2 separate regions of the Mus musculus genome follow, and region 2 is linked to region 1. Evidence: chromatin loops called from intact Hi-C (ENCODE). Cell type or tissue: left cerebral cortex. All regions are shown on one strand. Links, peaks and the distances in the headings refer to the core of each region. The heading gives the core; the rest is flanking DNA.

Region 1 (7,191 bases), core at 2,709-5,208:
GCTTACATCCACCCATAACCCTTCAGGGACCAGACACAGACATTGTACATGCACACACATGAAGACAAAACACTCATACATATAAAATAGTTCTAAGAAATATTTAAAGGCAGAGAATTATAGAGGAAGACCCTCAACTCCAGCTCCTGGGCCACAGTCATGCAAGCACGAGTGAGCACACCTGTATACACACAAGGAGAGAATGACAGAGGACATCACGGGATCTCAGAGCACCACAGGACACCTAAGCCTATAGCTGTCATTTTTGTTTATGGTGCATCTCTTTTTGTTTACTGAAATGACCTCGTATTTCATACGGCATCTGCTTCCATGAAGATGCCAGAAACCCCTATCTGGAGAAACCTTTGTAGGTCCCAGGGAAGTCCTGGTTAAACACTTGGAAGGAATGAAGTGGGACTCTCACATGGCAGTAGAATTGTAACTAGCAAGAACCCTGAGGACACCCAGGAGGAGCACCATAGTCAGAAAGGCTTGTAGGGTATCTGAAGAGGGGAGCCATTTTTTTTTTTGAGTCAATGATGCCTGGGATGCAAACACAATCACAGGAAAAGCTTTTCAAGTCAGGTATGGCTTTCTCACCTCTGATGGGGGAAGGACAACTCTGTGACTCTGGGTTGGGGATGAGCTGAATAGGTAAGAGGGGGACACCAGACTGGTCCTTACCTTAACCAGTCAATTATTAATGATCTCAGATCCTCTTCCAGGGCATTCTGGGGGTTCCTCCTGAATATTCTCTTTATGTAGTGGATCCCAGAAACCATATGCTGCAGATTTGATTCTGGACCACAGGAAAAATTCCATGCTGGGGTGTTGGAAAAATGTCTCATGAGTGTCAGGAAGGCATACAAAATGGGTGGCAGAAAGAGCTATGGGAGAGTCACGAGACGTGGCTGATGTCTTACACCAGCTCTCTGAAGTCACTTTCCAACATCACAATGGGTGTAGAGAACCCACCGTGCTGGCTCCTTCCAAGGGATTCTATCAGCGACAATGACACTTAATTTGCTTTGTCCTGAGACGAGAGGAGCCCAGTGTGCAGGAACACAAGGCCCAGTCAAGACCTGAGTTGCTGACTGATCCTGTTTTTACTCCCTAGATGAAAACAGGATTGATAATGAACTTCGTTGGAATCCTATCTGTGTTTCTGTCAGTCAACACCTGGGGTCGGGCTATGTTTAACTTGGATAACTTCCCCGACTGGGCAAATTCAACAAGTGTTAACACTTAGGAAGAGCCGCAAGAGCACAAGCATGCCCCCCCCACCCCAACCCTTTTGAGGACTATGAACCTTCTGGCACACCTTGCACAGAGCACTGGTGCTCACACTCTAGTGTGATCCAATGATGTCAACACCCCAAGAAGATCTACCCAACTATATCAAGTTCAGAGATGGCAATGGATGATGGGAAGATAAGCTCAGAAGGGAAAGGAACCCCTTTGAGAGGTCGCGAGGCCCATCTTTACTAGGACCCTTCCATCTCTCCTGGGACAGGCAGGAACCAGAGGGACCAGGGCTCAAATCTTGTACTATGTGGCTTTGACAGACTACTGGCTCCATGCTGGGCTCCCGGTTCTCACATGCCTGCTCCCACGGTCTCCACACGGGGGGGTGGGGGGGGAGCGGATTGCCAGGCTGGGAGCCCCGTCCTGGTGCCTCTTCTGGATGTCCCCAGATCATCATATCTATCACCACGAGAGAACTTCCCATCCAGGGCAGAACTCTGATCTTAAACACTTCCCACTGCCAGAGTGAGAGTGGGAGTCATGGCCTCCTGAAAACTTGGACTCTGCATGGTGCCACCACCAACCATTGAGTAGTCTGAGGTGCTAACATCAGGCCCTCCTGCTCACTCCTTGGCTGACCTGCCCCCCTACTTGCCTCATTTCATATTTCATATTCATTTCATATTTCATATTCATTAACAGTTTGAGCTCCCTTCCCAGCTCCCCAGTAAGCCCTCCTTCAGCCTCCAGATCCCCACCCCCCTAGCTGAGGCTCCCCCAGAAAACCCCTGGTTTTTTTTTTTTCCAGGGAGCTCAGTTTGATCATTCTGGGAATTCTTGTCCTGCCAGCCTGGTGCGGCTGGGATCACACTTCAAGGATGGACAGTGGTGTCTCTTTGGGAGATGGTGTTCAAGTGGGATACCTAAGTCTTCCCGTGGCTAGATCCAGAGCAGATTCAGCCGGCTCATTTCCAAGGGCTGGGCCACTGCACAGTTTGTCTGTCCCCGTTGGACTCTTGAGCTCCTCTGGGAAGGCCTTTCCCTTGCCGGCTGTGCATTGTGGCCAGGACTGGTAGCAACAGAGCATGGCTGAGAAGGAGCAGCGTGCTTCTTGGTGTCTGAGCAGACAGACCCTGCCAGAGTAAACTGGCTGAGGGGAGTGTCCATCATATGAAAGGGAGACAGGAGAGGAAGCTCTCCGTTGTCTTTCAGTGATACCCTCTTCCTTGCTTAATTTGCTCTGAAAAGAAGCACAGTTGGGTAGACGAGGCCCGTGGATGTCATTTTTTTTTTTCTGGGCAGAAGACAGTATGGGGACCCAAGAAGTTCCCATCAAAGACCAAGTATGTGCCTGGCTCCTTAGGAGGGATGACTCCTGACCACACTGTTGAAGGCTTGCTCTTGTCAAATACTCTGTCTGCTATGGAAAGTTCCAGTGTGCTGACTGGTCTGTGATTTTGTACCTTGTGAAGGAGACAGAGGGAGGCAGATGAATAAACAGTTGCTCTCTGTCCACCTCCTGGGTGCCTGGCCTTCCTGGACCCAGGGAATTCACCAGTTATCGTATTCCACATTTGCGGCTGCCCTGTGAGACGGCCGGCATTAGGACCCTCATTCATCCTTGGAGAAAAACAAGGCTCACAGCATCCAGGGGATGAGTTCTAGGTCCAGCTAGTTGGCAGTTCTGGATCCCATAAAGACAGGCCTCTCCTTTTCTCCTCCTTTTACCCATGGAGGGCTTTGGTCTTATTGGGCTTATAGGGAGAGGTAGGTGGCTGAGAGCCAGCCTACCCTAAGATCCTGCTTAGCCAGAGAAGATCTCTAAACATGAGACCTTCCTTGCTGTTCTCTCTGAGATGGACTCAGGACAGAACTGGTCCCTTCCCTCAGACTCTTCCCGAGGAAAGTGTGATCGAAATAGTGAACTCTTGTCTCCCATATCACATTGACAGCCTCTCCTTACCTAACTTTCTGGTCTCCACAGCCCTATTATGACTGACAACTACTGACTGCTCTTGGGTTTTAGAGCCACCATTGTGGCTGTGCCAGAGCAGGTCACCATGAGTATGACCAATAACTCAAGGACTGGCCTATATAGAATATGCTTGATGCAGTGAGCTATGCTGGGGCAGTAGAGCATCTCAAGTTGGATGGTCAGTGGGGAGGAAAGGGTTTGGTAGGGTGGGTGGAGGACTCTACTACTAGACACTACCCAGCTGAGGGCTGAAAAGAAGATTCTGGAGAGCAGGACCCATAGTGGAAGAGGCTGACTTGAGGCTGTCTGAGTGACATCTCTTGCAAATGGATAGAGGTGCACCAACACACATGGCCTGTGTTCATGTGGAATGCTTTGGGTTATAAATGACTGAAAATCAAGTGGACAGCACATTGCCATAGGGTCCTCCGATGTTTACTTAATGGGAGTGTGGAGGTAAGACCATCCAGTTGCCCACCTAAGCCACCAAAGGCTTGGGCTCCACAGTCTGTTCTGTCATCCTCGGGGAATTGTGCTTTTTACTCCCCCACTGCAGCCGTGGGTCACATCCACATCTACGGTCCTTTCAGGAATGAAGAGAGGGTGCAGGAGTTGGGGGTTCCGGAGGTGCCAAAGTACATCTTTCTCTTTTGTTAGGGAAGACACAACCTCTCTCAGAAGCCATGTGGGGACTCCCTTTTATGCCTCACCGGGTAGAACCAGGGTACACTGACAGAAGAGGTGGGTTTCATAGATCAGGAATTGGCCTGTGTTTCCTGATCCAGGGATTTCCATTTACTAAACATGAAAAATCGAAATCCCAGCAGAAAGGGCAAGGCAGGGGGAGCTGCTGGGTAAGCAACAGTGTCTGGTGTCCTCTCTCCAGGCCACTTGGTGGCTCCGTCTCCACAGAATGCCCCAGGAAAACATTAGAAGATTCCAAGAGTGCTGGTGGCTTGATTATCAAGGAGCTTCAGGATCGCTTCCATTTCCTAAAGGCCAGGTTTCCTCTGAGGGCCCCACTGGACCTCCATGGTTATACTGTGCCCCATAGAAGCAGCTGGGTCCCCACACATGACATGGAGCAAGTCAGTCTGCACTCTGGGCCTCAGCTTCCACTGTGGAAGGGCCAGATTGGGCAGTGAGTAAGGGCCTTTCCTAGAGTTGGAGATGCCCATCTTAGGTGACCACCCCCTCCTTCTGTCAGCTATAACTCCTCCTCAAAATGCCTGTCTCTGTCCCTGTGCATCAGCTGAGAGTGAGTCTGTGACTTTCAGTTCCCATCTGAGGTTTAGCTAGCTGCAAAAGGGCCACCTTTGGGCAACACCTATATTTGCCTTCAACATTTTGTATCCAGGCCCATCCTCTTACTGTGTGAACCAGACATTTGGAGTCACAATTAGCTGAACACAAAATTCTGAGAATTATTGTCTTCTGAATGTACTTGCCAGGGACTTAGGAGTCCATAAAGACCTCTCATTCCAAAGGCCGTGGCCTAAGGAGCTTCTTACCCTCTGATAGCTAAATTATGACTCTCCAAGGGCAGGCTATGGATGTCCTTTTCTGTTCCCTCTGAACTCACAATTTCTTTGGGGAATCTACCTGGAACAGGTGAAGTCACATTTTCCCAAACCCCCTGCTTGTAATAGACAAGCTTTGGCTCCAGACTCTAGGCAGGACATCAACTCGCTAACAGAGTCACCCCTGCAATGGATAGATATTCTTGGTAAGACCATGGGTATATTCATATTTATAGAAATAAAGGCTGACTACTGAATTGTCTGGTGAGAAACTACATCTAGCTTTCCCACCCTAAAGCAGAGTCCCCTCTTCCCAGCAACCTCTCCTCAGCCTCACAGCATCTTAAAAATCTTGTCTCTCGGCCTACCAGGGGCAGGTTCTAGCTTCTTCACACTCCAAGCCTTTTACACAGATGAATCTCCTCACATCACAGGAGGGAGCTTTTCCATTCTGCCACTGGAGGTGTCCATCAGCCTGAAGTCTTTGCAACAAGATTTTCAGTTAAGTTCCACTGGAAACTATGGAGGCGGGGAGGACACAGGAGCTTGGGAGATTCATGATCTGCCTGTCCAAATGCCATTTCTAACACGGAACCTCAGGCTGCCCTCACCGTCCTGATCTCAAAGACAGAGAGAGGTTGGAATTCAATCTCAGAACACCCTGTTATCCAATCAAGACTTTAAATCAGGCTTCATAGCATCAACAAATTAATATGAGCAAACAATAAGAAATCCCAAGAGGTCAAAGAACTGTCTTAATGATTCTCCTACTTCAGACCTTGAGTCCCTCTCATTTCCTCTCCAAAGGTCACCACCAACTCCGGCTCACATAGCTCTATAGAAGCATTGCACACATACAAGATTATGTAAAAAGAAAAACTTGGGGCTGGAGAAATGCTCAGCAGTTAAGAGCATTGACTGCTCTTCCAGGGGTCCTGAATTCAATTCCCAGCAACCACATGGTGGCTCATAACCATCTGTAATGGGATCCAAGGCCCTCTTCTGGTGTGTCTGAGGACAGTGTTAGCATATTCATATACATAAAATAAATAATCTTTAAAAACAAGCTTGCCTCTTTATGGCAGATAGAAGCCTATGGTATGTATATTCTGCCATGTTTCCTTCCTTCCGCCACACATGAAATCATCTGTTTGGGGATTATTCTATTTCAAGACATATTAAACTTGGATAAACTGTTTTTCATTCAATAGTTAATTTTAAATTTGAATTAAGATTAAAAAAAAAAAAACCAAAGAGGATGGAAAGATGGCTCAGTGGTTTAAGAGCACTGGCTGTTCTTCCAGAGAACCCGGGCTCAGTTCCCAGCAGCCACACGGCAGCGCACAACCGTCTGTGACTACAGTTCCAAGGAATCCAATATCTTCAGGCCCTCAAGGTCATCAGGCATGTGTGTGTTACACAGACATATGTGCAGGCAAACACTTATATATGTGAAATAATAATATATATTTGTAAAAAGGTGAAGTCAAATTTTGTAGATGACGCCGTCTGAAGTGTGTGCAGTCAAAGTCATCTACCTTGTCAGCCACGGCCTGATCCCATCACCTTCCCCTCAAAAGATTTTCCCATCTCTTTCAGCAATCTGTGCCTCCTATGGTGGGGGGCAGGGCCTGGTTTGTCTTCTTGGGTCGGTTTTGCCCACCGAACTTCACAGGAATAGCATCATACAGTTCAGACTCCTGGGTTGGATTTCTTTTACTTAACAAAATACTTTTGAGATTTATTGCTGTGCATATGTTCGTTTCTTTTCTGTCCTTGGCATGTAGTAGTCTGTTGTGGATTTGCGATAGCCTGTCTATTCTGTTGGTGGACATTTGGGTTTTCGGTTTGGGGCTATTATAAATAAACCTATTATGAGGGTCTCTGGATACTTTGTTTTTGTGGACATATGCTTTCAGTTTTTTTTTTTTTTTTTTTTGAGGGCCTAAGAGTGAATCTCCATCTTTAAATATCTGCTCATGTCTCACTGTAATTGTGCAGTGCAGAATAAACAAATCCCCTATTGGTGGACATGTAGGGTACTTTTCGTGTATGGCTGGCGCTACCCAAGAGAAATATGTGCATAATCTGTGCACTAAATTTGTGACATAGGTAAGAAGAGTATGTTCCTAGAATGACATGCTGGCTTGAAGGATGTGAATTTGATTCTGAGATACCAACATGAATCATATTCAACCCTTGTTCCTTTATCTTTAAAAACTGCTATTTCATGGCATTCATTCATTCATTGTTCATTCATTCATTCATTCATTCATTCATTCATTCATTCATTCATGTGATGCCAGGGCCTGATGAATGCTAAGCTCCACCACTCAGATATAACAGCTCTATATGTCTTTGCTATATTTCTTTATGTTGTGAATAATGTTGGATATTTCCTTGTGTCTATAGACTTATTTAGTCTCTTTCTGTAAGATTTCTGTTTCTTGC
Region 2 (2,500 bases), core at 1-2,500, 73 kb before region 1:
GTGCTTGTCCAGCACACCCTGAGCTTAGGGTTTAATCCCTAGCACTGCATAAACTCGGCATGGGGTGCTTCCCAGAACAGTGTGTGTGTGTGTGCTGGGAAGGGGGACTTGCTAAATCAAACCCCAACAAAGTCACAGGCTAGAAGACTATGTTGGTGGGCTACAGATGTGGTGTGTGTGTGTGTGGTATAGGTTTTCACCTTCCACCTTGAAACAGGATCTCGTTTGTCATTGGATAGTGCAAGAGATTCTGAGGTCTCTTCTGTTTATACTTCTTCTCTTATTGTAGGATAGCCAGGATTGCAGCTGCAGCTTTATATAGTTCCTGGGGATTCGAACTCATGACCTTACACCTCCAAGGCAAGTGCTTTACCCCGTGAGCCTTTTTGTCTGGGGTACCCCCCCCCCACGCAAGGATCCTCCAAATAAATGAGAGTAGCACTTTCTCTGACAGGAGGCAAAAGAATATAGAGGCCTGTCAATTGCTACTGTAAAGTTAGTAAAAAATTTTTGTGCCTCAGTGTTTAGTCTGACAATAGGAATAGTAGTTCCTTTCTCCTAGTTTTGGGAAATTTAAATGAACGGATCCAGGGACTACACCTTGGAGGTAGAAAGTAATCTAAGAGCAAGCTGCAATTAGTAAGCTGGGGACAAGGTACTTCTGCATTTTCCTTATGAAGATGAGAACGCGCCCATTTTGCAAAAAGAGAATCTAGGAGTGTTGGGAGCTTAATGGAGTTTCCTAGTGAGATGGTGTTCTAAGTGTGTGGGGTATGGGATCCGAACCCATGCCAGTAATCCCAAACCTGGGCTTGGTCCACCATAATATGACACAGCTGCCAACCAGCGAGGGAAACTTAAGACTGTCCCGTCACCAGGGCGGCGTGCCCCTCCCATGCGGGCCCAGCGGCTGTGCGGGGCCACCACTGCCCTCCTGGTGCGTGGGTGCTTCGGGCCACCCGTTACCGGATCGCTGCGCCCGGCTCGGGCTGCAGGGACGCGGAGCGCGCCTGCCCCTCTGCCCGCGCTGCTGCTCCCACGCCGACTCCAAGAGCATCAGGAGAGGCGCCCTGTGCTCGCTGCGGCCAAGCCCACAGCCGCCTTTGTGACGCGCAGCCACCCACTGGCTCTGCTAGTGCCTGCCGGTTGCTGAGTCCCAAATCCGGAGTTGCCAGATACACTGAAGGCGAAGGAAGAGGGTGCTGCATAGACCCAATAGGAAAGCCCGCGGGCGGAGGCAGGAGACTGGAAGGAGGCGCACCTGGTGAGAATCGCCAGGCGCTCTGCCCAATCCTCTGCTCATAGCAGCAGAGAGGTCTGAACCCAACACTGTGTTCAGGTCGCTTCCCTCCAGTCTTGACCTCCGGGAGCTTTGAGCCTCCATTCCAAAGCCCAGGTGAGGACTCGTCCATTCCTCATGCTAGCCATGGGCCTCCACTTTCCTATCCTCAGATGAGGTAACACCTCACCCCAAGAGGGTGGGTGACATGGCTTGAACCTAAGGTCAGTTCCCCTTTCCAGCTTTCAGAAGGTGGTGCACACGTAACCCTTGGCCCTTTCCTACCCCAGTGGGTAACCTTTGTGCTGAAGCCCAGGTCTAAAAGTTGAATAGTGTGTCTGTCACTAGATAAGCTGCCCCAGCCACTTACTCCATACTTTACTGCTAAACCTCATCTGCACGCCCCCTTCCTCAGCTACCTCAGCTACCCTGCGGGGTGGCTTCACCTTGTCACCCTCCCCATCACCGACGTGAAAGACACAGCTCTAAAAGGATGCAGAGATAAGTTTATTTTGGAGCCAAATGAGTGACTGTGGTCCAGAAATACAGATTCAGTTTGCTTCAGATATCTGTGCTCTGACCTTGGTAACAATTTCTGTGAAGTTTTAAAATAACAAAACAAAGAAAGTCACTTTACAAATTCTGGTGGTACAACAGGTGAGCGGTTATAGCAAAGCGGGAGACCTTGCTATAGGCTCCAGATGCATATGTGATGACTTTCTTAGCAGTTGGGATCCACTCATATGTTTCAAAACTTTACCTAGGAGTCACAGGATGTTAGGTCACACACAGATGTGGGCAAATGGCTTCTTTTTAAGGGGCTAAGATAGTTCAAGATGGCCCTGCACCATGTGAACCTCCCTATGACGATTGCCCTTCTAACAATTAGTCTTTTAAGAACTCCCAGTATAAAGACTTTCTGGGAACTCTAATTCTCCCTGGTCTGCCCCGCCCTGCCCCTCCCCTTCCTTCCCTACCTCCCCCTCCCATTCTTTCCCTTCCCTCCCCTCCCTCCCCCTCTCCTTCTCTTTCCCTTTCTTTCCACTTTCCCCTCCCTCCCTCTTTCCTTCCTTTCTCCTGCTTCATCTCCCCCTCTAGGCCTCATATTCCTAACCTGTCTTGTCCAGAAGAGCCAATGAGGAAGGCAAAGAAAAAGGTCAGGGAGAAACTTAGGATAAAGCAGGGGTTTCTTGAGCCACCAACCCAGCAGTTGAGCCTAGG

What was found. A loop is a pair of places that touch in the nucleus more often than their neighbours do. Peaks named below come from ENCODE experiments on the same cell type or tissue, not always from the same donor. Only the 100,000 strongest peaks of a DNase experiment are listed, where the experiment ranks them.
Region 2: it touches region 1 in a loop (2.3-fold over the local background); 5 of 42 quality-filtered maps call a loop at or near these places.

The regions. Positions count from the first base shown.
Region 1 is chr11:72,237,563-72,244,753 of GRCm38, reverse strand. It overlaps Slc13a5 (solute carrier family 13 (sodium-dependent citrate transporter), member 5), which reads left to right. Exons shown (of 12, transcript NM_001004148.4): 12 at 1,118-2,760. The coding sequence ends at 1,249. Gm34252 (a long non-coding RNA gene) reads right to left here and starts at 936. Exons shown (of 3, transcript XR_388821.2): 1 at 685-936. In left cerebral cortex, for the core only: a CTCF peak has its summit at 4,075 (motif pointing right); a DNase peak (open chromatin) is centred at 4,176.
Region 2 is chr11:72,313,002-72,315,501 of GRCm38, reverse strand. Xaf1 (XIAP associated factor 1) reads right to left here. Exons shown (of 6, transcript NM_001037713.4): 6 at 1,769-2,500. It overlaps Fbxo39 (F-box protein 39), which reads right to left and starts at 1,058. Exons shown (of 4, transcript NM_001099688.2): 1 at 967-1,058. In left cerebral cortex, for the core only: no CTCF peak of the experiment used is centred there; a DNase peak (open chromatin) is centred at 1,149; H3K4me3 peaks cover 550 bases.